Regions from separate parts of the Homo sapiens genome. Here region 2 is linked to region 1. Evidence: chromatin contacts called from ENCODE Hi-C or POLR2A ChIA-PET data. All regions are on one chromosome and are shown on one strand. The core of a region is the stretch at or near the end of the contact, and the rest is flanking DNA. Distances in the headings are between cores, read along the strand shown.

Region 1 (3,712 bases), core at 1,066-3,565:
CTGCTCCAACCAGCCTGGACTCTCTGCTGTTCCATGAACTCACCAAACATGTACCTGACTCAGGGTCTTTGCATTGCCAGTTACCTTTTCCGGGAATGCTCTCCCCTTAGATACCCACACAGCTGTCTCCTCTCATTTCTTTCAAGTCTTTGCTCAAATATTACCTTTAAAATAAGATCTACCCTAACCACCCTACTTAAAATTACAAAGTACTCCCCTTTTGTACTCCTGATCCCCTTAACCTGGATTAATGCTTTTTTCCATGGCGTTAATTACCTTCTAACATTGGCTGTGGTTTACTTATTTAGTATGTACATTATTTATGTCTGTCCTCCGTACTATAATATAAACTCTATGAGGGAGTGTGTGTGTGTGTGTGTGTATGATGATTTATATATATATGATGATTTTTACATAAATATGATGCATTTATCCAGGTAAATGATAAAGTTTTACTCATAAGATGATTCCAAATTATGTAAAGTATTGACTAAAATCACTGGACAAACATCTGCCACTAAATATGTTCAAAAGAATGTGCCATGGGCAATAGCAACATAATTAGAACAAGAATATAACTAATTTGATTGAAGCAGGCTTAACTTCCTTTAAATATATTATCTTTGGTCTGCTTTTATAAAAATTAGTTTCACTACATTTGATTTCATAATCATGTGGTCTTAACTTATTGTTAACTTTCTGTATTTCTCTTTTGAGCTGCTTTCTTCTTTCCAGCAGAAGCTGTGGGCTTCCCCTCTGAGGACTTTCCTGGGTTCTGAAGTGTTACTACACCTTTTGTAGGAATAGCTCCTTTGCACACGCATCAAATGTTAAGCCAGTGCAATACATAAATAGACTTCTTCATGAAAATGCCATCTATTAATAGACTCACAGTCAATCCCTGCCTAAACAGCCAGCTGATGAAAACCATATTTTTCTATTGCGTGTGTAAGTACTTCCATTGGAAGTAACACCATCTATCACTTTTTCAATTCTACATGGCAAAACTAAATTTTCTATGAAAAAATACAATGGTGCTTAGAAGAAATACAGCAAGGTTACTGCACAACCACATTAACAGGCTAAAATAATGCTTCAGTTTAAGCATCAGGTAGGCATGTTTTCAGTTAGCTAATCAAGCCCCTAGCAGCTTGAGGACAAACTACAGAGACTGATAAATTTGTCCCTCTGGGTGATCACTTGACACAGGTCAATTTTTTCTGGGTAGCCTGGTATGAACTCAGAGACCGTAATAGCCTCATAAACTATTTCAGGCTAAAGGCGAAAATGATTCACTATTCCCACAGTGAAAGAGGAAACAAAGACACACGCCATTGACTGGGAACTTCTGCCCCGCTCATAAAGCCTGTGAAGTGAGTTTAACAAGGGCCAGGGGAACCGAGAAAGACATGAAGGCAAAGGAAGCGCTGCTTCCCCCTACCACTTGAACAAAACTGATTCGGATGTACAGAAGTTCCCCCTCCCCACCTATCCTCCCAGAAAGGAGAAATACAAATAAGCCTGGCGATGAGAGGAGGGGGAGGGGTAAGACAAGGAGGAAGAGACATAACAGGGGATGGGCAGGAGGGGAGGGAGTTTTTGCTTCACTGCCCTTGTTCAAAAAGCACAGCCATCAACAGCAGATGTCTGACACCCTTTAAGTCTGAACAATCAGATGATGTATATGAAAGTCATTTGTAAAAGTTTCAAGAGTTACGTAATACAATGAATGTTATACAATGCAGATATTCATTGAATCCCCCCTGCACAAAGGGAAGGGAGCACTTTTCAAGACAGCCTTTTCTTCCTGAATCTGTTCCAAAAGGAGCCTCAGTGACATTCTTTGAGGCCACACAACACGTTTGCTCCAAGGTCAGAACCGGATGCAAGACCCTTCAAAGAAGCCTCCAAAACAAAGGTCTTCAAAGGCATCAACCGATTTTTACAACTTCTTTCCAAGGGTGAACTTAGTCCTGCTGATTGGCGTGTAACGGAAAAGCCAGTGGCTGCTGGGGATGTACCTGCTGATGCCCAGTTCAAAGTCGCCCTCCGCGCTCGTGGGGCGCCAGGCTGTTCCGTTCTTTGCCGCCTCAAGATCCATCTCAGCCTGAGGAGAAACCACAGCCTCAGAACCAAGTACACCCTCTCCGGCGGCCCGGCGCACGAGTCGCGGGGCCCGGGGGCACTGGGTGGAGGTCCGGCCACTCCCGCCCCGCGCCCCACGTCCCGGGTCTCCCTTCGAGGCCAGACGCGCCCGGACCTCTCTCACCTCGAACCTCGCGCGTGTCTGGCAGGGCCTCTGGACGCGCGGGCGCTGCAGCAGAGGGGCCTGGACTTTGCTCGCCGCGGCCTCGCCCCCGCCCCCGCCCCCGCCCCCCACGCGCGTCCGGCCCGGGAAACGCCTACCGTTGCAGCCAGGGCGAGGGCCGCGGCCCGCGAGAGCAGCTCCCGCCGCCCGCCCAGCTCTCTCCCCAGGCTAGGCGCGGGCCAGGGGCGCAGCCTGCCGCTCTTGCCGCCGGGGCGCCCGGCTGGGGCCGCCGCCCACCCTGGCGACCCGCCAGAACCAGCCCGGTCGCAGGATAAGACCGAGATCAGGCTGGAGCCTCGGGTGCCGAGAAAGCCTCGCCTGATGGGCCACCCAAGCCCCTGCAGATGACTGTCACACCCCATGGGCGCTCAGTTTTGTTTTTAAACCCATAGGGGAGACAGTTTCCGGACGCCCAACAATCACAGGGCGGCCCAGGACCGAGAGAGAGCAATAGACTCGCCTCTTGCTTCCGCATCCCCAGTTCTGGTCCAGGTGGCACTGAACCCAATTATCTCCAAGGACGGCGAGAGTCAGCCAGGGCCGGCAGGAACCATCACATTATGCTCCTTGGGGAGGAGGAACGCTGTTGGTGCCCTCTTAGCACTTAAGAGACACAGAGTTTTAGGGCTAGAGGGGTCTTCAGCGATCATCTAATTAAAACCCCGTATGTTTAACATATGAAGAAACGGATGCCCAGAGAGGTGAAGTCCTGCCTGAGGCTGCATCGGTGGAACCAGAGTCTAGGGGAAGCCTCCTGAGTCCCAGTCCAGTGCCCTGGCTCACTGCTCTCATCTAAGACTTCTGTCTGTATTGAATTGTCTCTGCTCCTACCACCTATTTGAGTATGACTTTCTTCTTTCTGATTAATTCCTCCACACTCTTCCCAAAAGGAAGTGTCTAAAACGGGGAGCCATAAGTTTCATGGCTTTGAAACCGGAGACTTTCAAACTCAGAGCTTCACATCTTATTAACTATGTGACTTTGGACACTGTGCTCATTTCTCTAGGCCTGTTTCCTTATATGTAAAATGAGGATAAAAACATCTCCCTTATCAGGTTATTGCGAGGAATAAATGAGTTGAGGATAAGGGAATTAAGTACTAGGTAAAAGCACCTAGTACTATGCCTAAAACATAGTAGGTGAGCAACAAATACAACTTTCCTTCCTTCTGATCAGGTAGCAGGATGACCAGTGGGTCCTTGCACCTGCTATGTCCTGTTAACACAATTGTTAGCCCAAGGCTTGTCTGAGTTCTCAGAGAACCTTAAAGCAGAGCATGGTATAAGTAGAGATGCTGGGTGGACCCTGGTGTGAATCTCACCTTTCCCATGTACCAGCTGTCTGGCCAGGTTATGTAATTCTTGACTCAGTCATTGGATCTATAAAATAAGGGTGTTATTAGGA
Region 2 (3,564 bases), core at 619-3,118, 160 kb before region 1:
GAGTTCGATACCAGCCTGGCCAACATGGTGAAACTCTGCCTCTACTAAAAATGCAAAAATTACCCGGGCATGGTGGCAGGCACCTATAATCCCAGCTACTTGGGAGGCTGAGGCAGGAGAATTGCTTGAACCCAGGAGGTCAAGGTTACAGTGAGCCCAGATCGTGCCACTACACTCAAGCCTGGGCAACAGAGTGAGACTACATCAAAAAATAAAATAAAATAAAATAAAGAAAGAAAGAAAGGAAGGGAGAAAGTAAAGAAAAGAAAAGACAACCTGGATAATGGGATTGTCTGGAAGGGCCCACTCAAACCATAGATTCATGAGAAATAATGACTTGCTCTGGTAAGCCACTAAGTGTAGGGTAGTTTGTTATGCAGCAAAAGGTAACTAAACAGTTTGGGAGGGGGCCACGGTGGGGAGCTGAGGAGACAGCTCTTGGGCTATATAAAGCTTGTTATGAAGAGCAATAGGTCTGGGGTGGGCCTGCTCTATATTCATCTAAAATATCCTCTTTGGCAGGACAATATGAAGAAATTCTGGTATTATTGGCTTGGGTTGACCCTGGGTCCAGTGAATTGTTAGGATCATGACAATTTCCATCCTTCCTTGTCATCATTCCTGGCAAGATGGGTGACAACTGTCCCTTTTATAAAAGGGGTCTCTCACTTATCTCCTCTGTAGTCATTCATTTTTAACTCTACTTATCATATATGGTCGCAAATAAGCTTTGAAGTTCATACAATTGAGAACTTAACGTTGAGTCAAGCTCTGCTGCTTTCAAGAGTCAGATGTACCTTGCCTGGAACCTCAATTCTCACTGGTTTTGTATGTAGATAGTCAGTGAGGCTAATGCTGTGTTTACACTGGTGTAAATGAATGCTGATTCTAATAATTTTATCAGTTTAGAAAACATAACTTGTATTGGCCAGGCGTGGTGGCTCATGCCTGTAATCCCAGCACTTTGGGAGGCTAAGGTGGGTGGATTGCCTGAGCTCAGGAGTTCGAGACCAGCCTGGGCAACACAGTGAAACCCCGTCTCTACTAATATACAAAAATTAGCCGGGCATGATGGTGGATGCCTATAGTCTCAGCTACTCGGGAGGCTGAGGCAGGAGAATTGCTTGAACCCGGGAGGTGGAGGTTGCAGTGAGCCAAGATTGTGCCACTGCATTGCAGTCTGGGTGATAGAGCAAGACTCCATCTCCAAAACAACAACAACAACAACATACCATGTATCTCACTATGCATCTTACTACAACCCGCCAGTAAGTATCATTATCCCTATTTCCCAGAAGAAGATGCTGAATTTAAATAAAGGATTCCAGATTTTCCATTACTCAACATTATTTTTCATTTAGAAGCTCATTTATAAGCACTTCTAAATGTCAGTTCTATAACTTAGATAGGTATCTGGTTTCTGAAAACGAAATTTTGGGTTGAAATGTTTCAGGGAATTTTTTGTTTTATTGGCTGAAAGTGTGGCTTTAAAAAGGCAAATCGGCACCTTTCTCACAATCATAATATTGCAATTATTTTACATATATATGCACACACGTGTACACATGTATGTACATGTATACACACATACACACACAAAATCTGTAGCAGTTCTGAAAATATAGAAAGGTTTTGTTAGTGGACCATATGGGGCAGTGAATCTGCAGAAGTTGGTTAAATTATTTCAGCAGGCTTCCCTCACTAGGCATAATGGACTCAATAAAAGGAAGCGTTGCTGCCACAGATATGAGTCCCCTGCCCAGCTGGAAGTGCCACCTACCCTTTTGCTGCAGGCCATTCACTCCACGGAAAGTCCACCTACTCCCCTTGCCTGCCCAGTAACTTCTTTCAGGATGGGCCTCAGTATCACTTTAGGTTCCACTGACCACCAAAACTCCCAGCTGCTATTATTTGCCAGTCTAGACTACTACATAGAAATCACCTGGGGATTTTGTGAAACTGAAGATTCTGATTCAGTAGTTCTGGGGTGAGGCCCTAGAGTCTAATAAGTTCCCAGGTGACATCAATACTACTTGTTCCTGGACCACAGTGAGTAGCAAGGGTCTGGACCAGCATTTTCTAAAATGGGTTTTTGACACTTTATAAATTTAACCATGACAACAAACATTCATAAATGGAAAGATTTATTCCTAAACACTCCCTCAAAATACAGCTATAAATTCTAGGAAGTCTTATGTCAGTATCAGTAACTATCTTTGAACACTATCCTTTATTCCCTGGACTTTCCTTTCCATGGCGCTCTTCTGATGAAAAGTTTCCAACTTCTTAAATAAGAGGATGAATCTAACTAAATTCTTTTTGTATTCTTAATACAATGTTTATGCTTATTTCCTGATTTGATATGGAGTTAGAGTGACTCATCCTGGAGTCCTTGGCATGACAGAACTCAAGTTTCATCTTGTGCTTTGATTGCCAAAGAGTTAGCTGCAGCACTTGTTTATAAGTAAATTGTATTTACTTTACTCACTAAGTAAAAATCCAAATAATAAGATCCTATTCATTCACCCTGGGGGCAGCAAGAGGCACAAAGCCTATCCTAGAGGACAGGATACTTTGGAAACTGGTGGATGGTTTTTAAAAAGAGGTACCTTTCTGCTCATGGCACCTATGGTTAATTAGAAAAGAAAGAAAAAATTGCAATGACACAAGTGAGGATGGCTTCTCTTCCACAACCTCTTCACATGCAGGGATGGCAAGCCCAGGCAGAGAGGAGCTCATTTAAATTCCTGACCTTCCTTGTGCTCTCTGAAGTACAAGGAAGCTGGAGTAGCTGCGAGTAGCTGCAAGCAGCAGCAGCCACAGCCTCTGGGTTGTTTCCTGACATTCTGGGACAGCTGACAAAGCTGTACATCAAAGGTAGGAGCAGAGACTTGGGGGCAGGCCAAATTAGACAGGAATTTTAGCTCTGTTGGATGATTTGGGGCAAGTTGCTCACTTTCCTAAACCTGTACAATGGGGATAATAGTATCATCTGCTAGGACTACTGAGAGGATTACATGTGATAATGTACATAAAAGATTCAGCAGTGCAAGGATGGGGAAGCTGCTGATTGTATTAATACTATCAAGTATTAATGAATGGTAGCTATTCTTTGTATTAGTATTCATACTATTAATCTCTGCTGGGAATGTCTCAACAGCCAGCAGCCAGCTAGCCCAGTCTTGGGGTCTCTCATTTACCTCCCTCTTCCCGCGCTATCAAGAAGCTTGGGTGGAGGTGGCCTGCCAGGTATTGAGATCTAAAGGGCAGGCTGGATTTAAGACCTCAGAGAACACAGCCACAATGAAAGGCAAGTGATGTGTCAGACAGGTCTCAGCAAGTTCAAAAACCAACACAAACATGAAGTCAAGTATGGAGCTGGTTTTTTCATTCAGAGGAGACTCACAGATGTGTTGGGGAAGCCTGGGCAGGGGTGAGCAGGGTGCCTCTGTAGTGCCCACTTATATTTGTAGATGTAATATGGGGGTGGCTAGTGCCATCCTCAGGTCCACAAATTATGCCTCCATCTCCTTGCTATCATTTTCTCAACATTGCTCATGGTTG

The links. Hi-C counts contacts between places; a loop is a spot of excess contacts on that map. ChIA-PET counts read pairs that join two places held with the same protein, here RNA polymerase II (POLR2A). Pooled maps may share reads with other maps.
Region 2: a loop to region 1 is called in a map with no recorded cell type, with 11 times the contacts of the local background. The contact joins the enhancer-like site here to the promoter of ABCB4 in region 1. A Hi-C loop is called at or near these places in 17 of 37 single-sample maps with no recorded cell type and 7 of 50 pooled maps. POLR2A ChIA-PET finds 5 or more read pairs at or near these places in 1 of 52 experiments (HepG2).

The regions. Positions count from the first base shown.
Region 1 is chr7:87,473,365-87,477,076 of GRCh38, forward strand. ABCB4 (ATP binding cassette subfamily B member 4) reads right to left here and starts at 2,316. Exons shown (of 28, transcript NM_000443.4): 1 at 2,270-2,316; 2 at 2,022-2,107. The coding sequence starts at 2,101. RefSeq lists an enhancer at 1,503-1,572 and silencers at 2,043-2,182, 2,193-2,392, 2,443-2,692.
Region 2 is chr7:87,314,568-87,318,131 of GRCh38, forward strand. No RefSeq gene overlaps it. Among named protein-coding and RNA genes, the nearest start is that of TP53TG1, 29 kb to the right of the region's middle. Within about 2 kb of position 1,869, at least 5 of the 41 ENCODE cell types and tissues checked have a DNase peak (open chromatin) inside an H3K27ac peak, as active enhancers do.